Linked DNA regions of Homo sapiens: region 2 is linked to region 1. The links are chromatin loops, found by intact Hi-C in ENCODE. Cell type or tissue: tibial artery. All regions are shown on one strand. Each heading gives the region's core, and the rest is flanking DNA. Links, peaks and the distances in the headings are about the cores only.

Region 1 (5,370 bases), core at 270-5,269:
AAAAAAAACAACCATGTTCCGAGGTTTTAGTTCTGGTTCTGTCTCCAACCAGCAGAGCTAGCCTTTTGGTGCCTAAGAGTTTCTACCTGCGAAAATTGGGTGGGGAGCACTGTGGTGTCTCTCCAGCTGGGATCCCCAAGCAGAGAAGAGAGCTTGGCACAAAGTAAGCACTCAATCTCCATGGTGGTTGAAAAGTGGATGCCTGGACAACTGAGGCCAAAATCATGGCTCCTGACCAACCACACAAAACACACGGCTCACAAAACCAGCCAAATAAGCACATGCACTAAAGCCTCCAAACCTCAGCAAGCCTGGAGGTGGGTGCCCAGCCTCCCTTCCCCTACTGTCACCACTATGGGGACAAAGCATCCAGCAAGGTGTCAGAGGAAGAAAACATACCTGGTGTTTTGAATACCTGCACTTAACAGTCGAGAAAATAGAGCATCAGAAAGTTCAGTGACTTGCCCAGCCAGGCACAGTGGCTCATGCATGTGATCCTAGCACTTTGGGAGGCCAAGGTGGGCGGATTGCCTGAGGTTGGGAGTGTGAGACCAGCCTGACCAACATGGAGAAACCCCATCTCTACTAAAAATACAAAAACTGAGCCAGGCATGGTGGCGCATGCCTGTAATCCCAGTTACTTGGGAGGCTGAGGCAGGAGAATCGCTTGATTCACCAGGGAAGCGGAGGTTGTGGTAAGCCGTGATCCCAGCACTGCATTCCCGCTTGGGCAACAAGAGCGAAACTCTGTCTCAAAAAAAAAAAAAAAAAAAATTGAAAGGAGCCAGGCGCAGTGGCTCACACCTGTAATCCCAGCACTTTGGGAGGCCAAGGTGGGTGGATTGCCTGAGCTCAGGAGTTCGAGACCAGCCTGGGCAACATGGTGAAACCCCCATCTCTACTAAAATACAAAAAATTTGCCAGGAGTGGCGGCATGCACTTGTAGTCCCAGCTACTTGGAAGGACGAGGCAGGAGAATTGGTTGAATCCGGGAGGGGGAGGTTGCAGTGAGCCAAGATCATGCCACTGCACTCCAGCCTGGGCAACGGAGCGAGACTCCGTCTCAAAAAAAAAAAAAAAAAAGGTAAAAGGAGGGGCCAGGTGCGGTAATCCCAGCACTTTGGAAGTCCAAGGAGGGCGGATCACGAGGTCAAGAGATCGAGACCATCCTGGCCAACATGGTGAAACCCTGTCTCTATTAAAAATACAAAAATTAGCTGAGCATAGTGGCGTGTGCCTGTAGTCCTAGCTATTCAGGAGGATGAGGCAGGTGAATCACTTGAACCCAGGAGGCGGAGGTTGCAGTGAGCCAAGATCGCGCCACTGCACTCCAGCCTGGTGACAGAGCAAGACTCTGTCTCAAAAGAAAAGAAAAGAAAAAAAGTGCTGGGCGTGGTGGCACACGTCTGTAATCCCAGCACTTTGGGAGTCCGAGGTGCGCGGATCACCTGAGGTTGGGAGTTCAAGACCAGCCTGACCAACATGGTGAAACCCCATCTCTACGAAATACAAAAAATTAGATGGGTGTGGTGGTGTATGCCTGTAATCCCAGCTACTCGGGAGGCTGAGGCAGGAGAATTGCTTGAACCTGGGAGGTGGAGGTAGCAGTAAGCCAAGATTGCACCACTGCACTCCAGCCTGGGCAACAAGAGGGAATCTCCATCTAAAAAAAAAAAAAAAAAAAGTAAAAGTAAAAGTTGATGAAATTAATTTTAATAATGATTTTTTTTTTTTTTTAGACAGCGTCTCGCTCTGTTGCCCAGGCTGGAGTGCAGTGGAGCAATCTCGGCTCACTGCAACCTCGGCCCCCCGCCCACAATGCGTTCAAATGATTCTCATGCCTCAGCCTCCTACATAGCGTGTGCCATCGCACCCAGCTAACTTTTTGTATTTTAGGTAGAGATGGGGTTTTGCCATGTTGGCCAAGCTGGTCTTGAACTCCTGGCCTCAAGTGATCCACCCACCTGGGCCTCCCAAAGTGCTGGGATTACAGGCATGGGCCACTGCACCTGGCCTAATAATGAATTTTATTTAGCCTACTATATCAAAAATATTACTGTTGCAACAGGTAATTAATATTTTAAAATTATAAATGAGATCACTGACATTCTTTGTGGTCACATGAAGTCTTCAAGTCCGGCATGTATTTTATACTTTATAGCACATGCCACTCAGTGCTGGGCAGGTTTCACACTCTCGGTGGTGGCACAGGGGCAGTGAGCTCTTTACCTTCTCCACTGTTCCTCACAGCCTTTGCCAAAGTTTGGGAAGTGGAGGAGATGACAGTACCGTGAGAGGCAGGATGACCGCATCTGTCTTATTTGATGCAAATCCCTCAGGGATTAAGTCTGGCACAAGGGAGATATCGGTCTAAGGCTCAGGAGGACAAGGACTTAGTCCATTTGGTTCTCTGCTGTGATGGTTAATACTGAGTGTCAACTTGATTGTATTGAAAGATATAAAGTATTAATCCTGGGTGTGTCTGTGAGGGTGTTGCCAAAAGAGATTAACATTTGAGTCAGTGGCCGGGGAAGGCAGACCCACCCTTAATCTGGTGGGCACAATCCAATCAGCTGCCACGGAACATAAAACAGGCAGAAAACTAAGAGAGAGAGAGACAGGTGGCCGGGCGCGGTGGCTCACGCCTGTAATCCCAGCACTTTGGGAGGCGGAGACGGGCGGATCACCTGAGATCGGGAGTTCGAGACCAGCCTGACCAACATGGAGAAATCCCGTCTCTACTAAAAATACAAAATTAACCAGGCGTGGTGGTGCATGCCTGTAATCCCAGCTACTTGGGAGGATGAGGCAGAAGAATCGCTTGAACCCGGAAGGCTGAGGTGGCGGTGAGCCGAGATCGTGCCATTGCACTCCAGCCTGGGCAACAAGAGCGAGACTGTCTCAAAAAAGAAAGAAAGAAAGAAAGAAAGAGACAGGCCTAACTTCACAGCCTACATCTTTCTCCCAAAGTTCTTCAGTTTTGGAACCTGGACCGGCTCTCCATGCTCCTCAGCTTGCAGACAGCCAGCCTGTTGTGGGACCTTGTGATCGTGTAAATTAATACTTAATAAACTCCTATATATATATATGACTTATATATATATATGATTATATATATCCTACTAGTTCTGTCCCTCTAAGAGAACCCTAATACACCTGTGCTATCCTTAGCATCAAGCATGGTGCCTGGCAAATAGTGAGTGCTCAATGAATTTGGTTGGTTTGTTGAATGGCAGAATGGGTGTCTGGCCCTTGACCTCATTGGCTACAACAGAAGGGACCCTGGGACTCATAGGGTTACCCGTTTTTATCATCTGACAAGAGAGGACATAAGCGTATGAAAAACCTGGAAGGACGTGGGTGTTCTGGGAAGACAGATGAGGAAGTATTAAGGGGGGAAAGTCAAGTCAAAGGCTCTGTTCCTCGGGCAGATCTGGAAGTGGGGTGACACCCTCTGGGGACAGTGGGAGCTGCTGCATCCCTGGGAGTTAAAAAGCCACAGGCATAGGCCAGGCGCAGTGGCTCACACCTATAATCACGGGACTCTGGGAGGCCAAGGCAGGAAAACTGCTTGAACCCAGGAGTTCAAGACCAGCAGCATAGGCAACAGTGAGATGCCCCATCTCCACAAAAAAATTAAAAAATTAGCCGAGAATGTTGGTGCACACTTGCAGTCCCAGCTATTCCGGAGGCTGAGGTGGGAGGATTGCTTGAGCCCAGGAAGTCGAGGCTGCAGTGAGACATGTTCACGCCACTGCACTCCAGCCTGGGCAACAGAGCAAGACCCTATCTCTTAAAAAAAACAAACAAACAGAGATCCTTCACTTGCCCCGTAAAACTCAATGGTTAGGCTACATCCAAACCACATCCCAAGTTCAGGAAATCCTCTTCTCTCTGCACTTCTCTCTGAGATGACAACAATAAGAATGATGGCCGGGCGCCGTGGTTCACGCCTGTAATCCCAGCACTTTGGGAGGCCGAGGTGGGCGGATCACGAGGTCAGGAGATTGAGACCATCCTGGCTAACATGGTGAAACCCCATCTCTACTACAAATACAAAAGATTAGCCGGGCGTGGTGGTGGGCGCCTGTAGTCCCAGCTATTCAGGAGGCTGAGGCAGGAGAATGGCGTGAACCCAGGAGGCGGAGCTTGCAGTGAGCCGAGATCACACCACTGCACTCCAGCCTGGGCGACAAGGCGAGACTCCGCCTCAAAAAAAAGAATGAGGATAGCTGTTGTTTACTGAGCATTTTTCTGGGCCAGGCATGCTGCTAAGATAACTTAATTAACACTTGCAAGACTGTTATTATTTCTCCCACTTTACGGATAAGGAAATTTAGGTCAGAAGTTAAGTGACTTACATAGGCAAGGACACAAATGACATGGGTAGCCGAGCCAGGACTAGAAGAATCCAGCAGTGCCAGTCTGGGAAGTTTAGCCTTTCCAGGGGAGAGCAAGGCTGATGTGCTGGGCCAGCTGTGGCAGCTGCTGTCTGTGGTCTGAGGCTGCCAGTGAGGGCTGGCTCCTGGGTGGGATTTCCCAGGACATTTGGGGGACCCTGAAGGAAACTTTTTTTTTTTTTGAGACGGAGTTTTTCGCTCGTTACCCAGGCTGGAGTGCAACAGCACGATCTCAGCTCACTGCCACTTCCGCCTACCAGGTTCAAGTGATTCTCCTGCCTCAGCCTCCCAAGTAGCTGGGATTATAGGCATGTGCCACAGTGCCCGGCTGTTTTCTTTTAAATATTAGGAAACTTACTGGTGTAGCTCATGCCTGTAATCCCAGCTACTCGGGAGGCTGAGGCAGGAGAATCGCTTGAACCCAGGAGGCAGAGGTTATAGTCAGCCAAGATCACACCATTGCACTCCAGCCTGGGCGACAAGAGTGAAACTCCATCTCAAAAAATTAAATTAATTAACTAAAAGGAAACAAAACACAACCCAACACTTGCTCATTGGTTCATGCCCACTCTCTCCAGCCTTGCTCTCCTGGTTTCACTCAGTTACTTCCTGTCCATCTTCCAGCTCTGGTTCCACTCCTGTTACAGCCAATGTGAAAATGTCTCCTTCGACCAGGCGCGGTGGCTCACAGCTGTAATCCCAGCACTTTGGGAGGCTAAGGTGGGTGGATCACTTGAGGTCAGGAGTTCATGACTAGCCTGATCAGCATGGTGAAACCCCGTCTCTACTAAAAAAGTGCAAAATTAAGCCAGGCGCAGTGGCTCACGCCTGTAATCCCAGCACTTTGGGAGGCTGAGGCGGGTGGATCACAAGGTCAAGAGTTCAAGACCAGCCTGGCCAAGATGGTGAAACCCCATCTCTACTAAAAATACAAAAATTAGGCCGGGCGCAGTGGCTCACACCTGTAATC
Region 2 (5,370 bases), core at 57-5,056, 50 kb before region 1:
TTGAGCACAGGGATTTCAACCCATAAGGGGCAGGACCTCCTAGGCATGGCAGGCTGGGGGTGAGGTTCAGGTAACGAAGGATGTGCAGCTGGTTTTCTAATACAGGCTACTAAAGACCAAGTCTGGTGAAGCCTTGGCTGGCAGGGGTAGTGCAGGAAGCAGAAGGCGATATCAGGATGGTGGCAAAGGGTAATAAAGGGCAGCCAGTGCTGCTTTACAGGAGAAAGTGAATTGTGGGCTTTCCCCAGTACATTCCTTTGAATCGTCTGCCCACACCACGACCACTCTCCTTCCCACTCAGAGCTGCTGCCTAGTTTGGTCTGAAGCACAGTATGCTAGAAACATTCAAGCTATCATCAAAAATCACCAGCAGCACAGCCCAGTCAGCACTCCTCTGTCTCAGCAAGAGCACACATCCAAAGAAACCAAAGAGCTGGCACCTCTACAGAGTCAGCGCCCGCTGTGCACAGGCAAGGGCTCCATAGACGGTACCTCTTTGTGGAAGAGAGTCCTCAAAGCTTCTGGGTGCCTAGACCCAACCAGACATTCTGGAAAAGGCATTCACCTCCCTCTCCCCAGCGTCCCCAAACAACACACACACGTGCGCACTTACCACCTTCGTGTCCTACTGGCTTTCCATTCAGCTGTGCCCATGACTTTGGTCCACCTGGCACTGAATTTGTATTCTGAAAGAAGGAAGAGAATCAGAAGAGGGCCAGCTCCCTTATTCCACTGTACAATAACAGCCTATTACAACAAGGTGCTGAGAGGCCAGCACCTTAGATTCAAACCCTATACGGATCCATCCACCACCACTTTCTGAGCAGCAGCAAAGCCCTGAACCTTCCCTGTAACGCACACTCCACACAGCGGTCCCAGGGACGAGAAAATGCCAGGCCCACTCTACAGACAAGGAGCAGGATTTGGGGAGTGACCAGCTTCAAGTCACACAGACAGTGACACAGCAAAGCCAGGACCCAAACCTGTTTCTCTCCATTCGGTGCTCTGGAACCTCCCGTGTCCACAGAGAGCTACTTTATTTTGCTCCAGCGACAAAGACTAAGGCCCAGTTCCGGCATGTGTCTTTAAAACTGCGCAGCTGCTAATGAGGAACGTGAACAAAGAAGGCCAACATGCCAGATCTTGATCTGGGTGGGCTGGCTGCAGCACTTTCTGTAGTGACCGTGACTCTACAAGGCACAGCTCCCCTCCTGAGAACCCTAGGAGGTCACCTCTGCTGAAAACTCGCCAGGGTCAGCATTATGCGAAGCACACCCAGCCTGACTGAATGCTCACCACCCCCTGAGAAGGCTCTAGTCACATCCCCCACTGAGGCTCAGAGAAGAGTGACTGAGTCAGATGCAGAACAGCAGGACCAGGACCAGTCTCCAGCCTGCCTATGTCCAGTGCCCTTTCGAGTCTCTAACCACTAAGCTCACCCGTCTTTTCCACTCAACTAACATTCATCTCACAGCCTTCCTCTTCTAACTGAAGGTGAAAATACACAAAACAAAGCTGCTGCTTTGTGAAACTTCCCCACTTACTGGTAGATGTTCTAAAACTCGCACAACACTGGGCACTTCTTCTTACCTGCCCCTCACATATGAGAGAAAACCAGGTAGCAGCAAAGAAGCACTGAGCACTGGATAAGGTGACCCCTGTGCCAGTGCCAGGATGGGTTCCCCTTCCTTGGCATAGTGCTCCCCTTCAGCAATTCATTCAAATAGATGCCCAGGACCTCACCCACAGGCCCCAGTGGTGGGGTCTGAGCACATACATCTTGAACAGGCTTCAGAGGCAAATCTGATCTCTCAGCTCTATCACCTCACTCCTTTTCTTTCAAATTCTGGGAAGCAGAAAGGAACTCAACTCTAAATACTCTGACTAGCCTATGGGTCCCAGTGGATTTAGGCCAAGGAAAAGGGCATCTTGCATGATTATAGACCTCTTTTCTTGTCTTTAATTTTAAAAGCACGGTTCAGTGTTAGGTGGGGAGAGGGTGCCCTGGCAAAGCCACAGACTTCCCTGAGTATGGTTAAAGCAGAGAGGGGATGACATTTGAGACCTTATATTGCCCATGCAGCAAAGCAAAACCAAAATATGTTCATTCCCGCTGTCAAGAGAGCTGGTGAATATGAGATATCTACGTCTACTTTTAGTCTTCTAAAAAATTCATAGACTTCTCATCTAGATTTCTAGTTCTGGCTAAGTATATCCTCCTGCCAATCTCTGGAAACCTGTAGCCAGGCTCTGATGGACTGAGTGTGTTATGAGCTCTTGCTTGGTGAAATCATTACTTTCTGCTTAGAAAAACACTTAAAACATATCAACAAATGAAGGATTGTAGCTTCGTATTTCCCAAAGCGTGTTCTGAGAGACATTAGTCCCTAGAGACATTCGGTAAAGAAATGTTTCCTGGGACAAATAAATTCAGGGACTGCTGCCCATTATATCCTCTTCTCAGAGAGTCACATTAGGTATTAGCATATGAAAGGCACTGAGAAGTACCGCAGTAAAGGAGCTCGCTTCGTTTTGTTTTTCAAACTCACCTGGCCAGTGAACCTTTTTGTGACCTGCCACTTTTTGTCTTCCTGTGACCCAAGCTTCCATGGAGCTCACGTGACGCTTCCATGGAGCTTCACCCTGAACTAGTCTGCAGTCCAGCCTGAGTGACCCTGCCTCACGGTAAATCAAGAGGAACCAAAGTAGGTGCCTGTATCCTAGTCTGTATCTGAGGTCTTTTTCTAAAAGCTGCAGATTAAATTTCTTAACCACTGACCTTGACGGTTTCCCATGACGGTTTTCTAAAGTCACTCATCGGGTGTGCCTCTGGAATAGACAGGTCATGCACAACCACACTTCTCAGTAGCAACTCCTTCCATCCCCCAGCAACAAAGAGATTTAGGGGCTACCATGCCCAGGAAACAGTTGGGATGGGGTCCCAGCACCTACCTCCTGACTGATTGACTGTGTCGGTTTCTGCAAATTGGAGACAGATTTCTGCAAACCCGGCTGCGGCAGCGACTCCGGCGGCTGAGAGGCCGTCGCACTGGAACTAGACAAAGGCAGGGCAGTGGGGTCAGGCACCGCACAGAGTGCGCTGGCCAGGTCTCTGCGTTCTCAGGAGCCACAGCTGTTCAGCTGCTCACAGGAAGCAGACCTCCTCTGGCCAATAAAAATACGACTTTCCCCAGTAGATTCTTATGCTGGCAAAAACTAATAAGAAAACAAACCATGCTTAAGTTCTAGTCACTGACATTTAAAATTAGCACAAGACAGTCCTCTGACTTTTTCTTTTTCTTTTTTTTGAGACAGGGGGTCTCACTCTATCACCCAGGCTGGAGTGTAGTGGGGTAAACTTGGCTCAATGCAACCTCTGCTTCCCGGCCTCAAGCAATCCTCTCATCTCGGCCTTCTGAGTAGGTGGGACTACAGGCTTGAGCCACCTTGCCTGGCCTTTCTTTTTTAAAAATGAAACTTTTCTGCCTTCTTGTAGAGCCTTCTGTCTGCAAAAACTAAAAGCTCACTGTAAACAATGCAAATGAAGGATTTGCCAATAGGGAAATTCAATCACTGGAATGAAGGGCTTGTGCCCCTTACCCCAGACCCAGAGCCCATACCTACTCAGAGGGCTGACTTTTTAACCTTCTCTGAGTTTATAAAAGAAATACATGCTCATAGTAAAAATAAACTTATAAATAAAACTAGGTAACACAGAACATCATGATCTCATCATCCAGAGAGAAACTCCAAGCAGACTTTTCTATACCTGTTAATACAGTTTTGTTTTTAACCAGCAGAGTTTTACACTGCAGGAATACAGTATTTTTCTAACAGAAGTGGAGTGACCCCATACATAAAGCTCTATGACTTTTTTACTTCATGCATCTGAACATCTTTTCATCAACATAGAAACGGATCTTCCTTTTGCTTTTAATGAGCACACAACACAACTAGACAGGTCATAATTTAACCAGTCTCTCATATGGGTTTTTCTTCCCCCTTACAGATACAACTGCAATAAGAATTTTTTGGCTTTTTTTTTTTTTTTTTTTTTTTTTAGATGGAGTCTCATTCTGCCGCCCAGGTTGCAGTGCAGTGGCATGATCTCAGCTCACTGCAACCTCTTTCTCCCAGGTTCAAGCGATTCTCCTGCCTCAGTCTCCCGAATATCTGGGATTACAGTTATGCAGCACCACGCCTGGCTAATTTTTGTATTTTTAGCAGAGACGGGGTTTCAACATGTTGGCCAGGCCAGTCTTGAACTCCTGACCTCATGTGATCTGCTCAGTTCAGCCTCCCAAAGTGCTGGGATTACAGGTGTGAGCCACTGCGCCCGACCTACAATAAGAACTTTTTTTTCTTTTCTTTTTTTTCGAGATGGAATCTCGCTCTGTCACTCTGGCTAAAGTGCAGTGGCATGATCTCGGCTCACTGCAACCTCTGCCTCCCGGGTTCAAGCAATTCTCCTGCCTCATCCTCCCAAGTAGCTGGGATTACAGGCGTGCACGACCACGCCCAGCTAATTTTTGTATTTTTAGTAGAGATCGGGTTTCGCCATGTTGGTCAGGCTGGTCTTGAACTCCTGACCTCAGGTGATCCACCCTCCTCGGCCTCCCAAAGTGCTGGGATTACAGATGTCAGCCACTGCACCCGGCCAAGAATTTTTTTTAATACATATCTTTGCACCATTTTTCTGTAAGTAATTCCATAGCATACGACCTTAGAAATGGAAATGCTGGATCAAAAGATATTTTGAAGTTTAAATGATTGCCAGGCTGCCCTCCAAAAAAAGGCTGTGTCAGTGAATTTACACTCCACAGGTGAAGTGATGAAATCAACAAGAAATGGCCGAATGAAGGTTTCTGCTCTAACTCAGCGCTCCGGTCACAGTAGGCAACTTTTCACTCAACGAGATTCAAGGAGGGCAGCCACCCCCCTGGTGGGAACTCCTCCAATACAAGTGGCTTATCTGTAAATGGAAGCCAAACTCTATACAGACACCCTCTTCCAAGATTCACCTGACCCAGGCAACTCACCATTCGTGATTATTACAAACAGAAGGCTACTGATCGGGTTCTTACATCTCCTTCTACCTAAAAGAGAAGCTTCCAAGTAGTCGCACTTTTGTGTTCTCCAAAACTAAGCACTGAGTCCCCACGTTGTGGGCCCACTTGCCACCTGATACCTTGGTGGGAGGATGTGGCCTGGGGCAGCAGAGAACTACACGGGGGTCTATGCCCTCACCAACACTCCATCCTCACCTCTTCCCTGGCGGACGTGCTCCAGCACAACTAGCCCTCACTGGAGCCGCAAAGGCAGAGTAAAGGCTGGATAACAGGAGGGAGTAATGCTTTGTCCTCTCTAGAA

What was found. A loop is a pair of places that touch in the nucleus more often than their neighbours do. Peaks named below come from ENCODE experiments on the same cell type or tissue, not always from the same donor. Only the 100,000 strongest peaks of a DNase experiment are listed, where the experiment ranks them.
Region 2: it touches region 1 in a loop (3-fold over the local background); 31 of 110 quality-filtered maps call a loop at or near these places.

The regions. Positions count from the first base shown.
Region 1 is chr9:131,384,554-131,389,923 of GRCh38, reverse strand. It overlaps a transcript of PRRC2B not described here. Among named protein-coding and RNA genes, the nearest start is that of PRRC2B, 6.8 kb to the left of the region's middle. In tibial artery, for the core only: no CTCF peak of the experiment used is centred there; no DNase peak of the experiment used is centred there.
Region 2 is chr9:131,434,305-131,439,674 of GRCh38, reverse strand. PRRC2B (proline rich coiled-coil 2B) reads right to left here. Exons shown (of 32, transcript NM_013318.4): 4 at 2,953-3,055; 5 at 614-686. Among named protein-coding and RNA genes, the nearest start is that of PRRC2B, 43 kb to the right of the region's middle. RefSeq lists enhancers at 1,650-2,623, 2,624-3,599. In tibial artery, for the core only: no CTCF peak of the experiment used is centred there; no DNase peak of the experiment used is centred there; H3K27ac peaks cover 2,929 bases.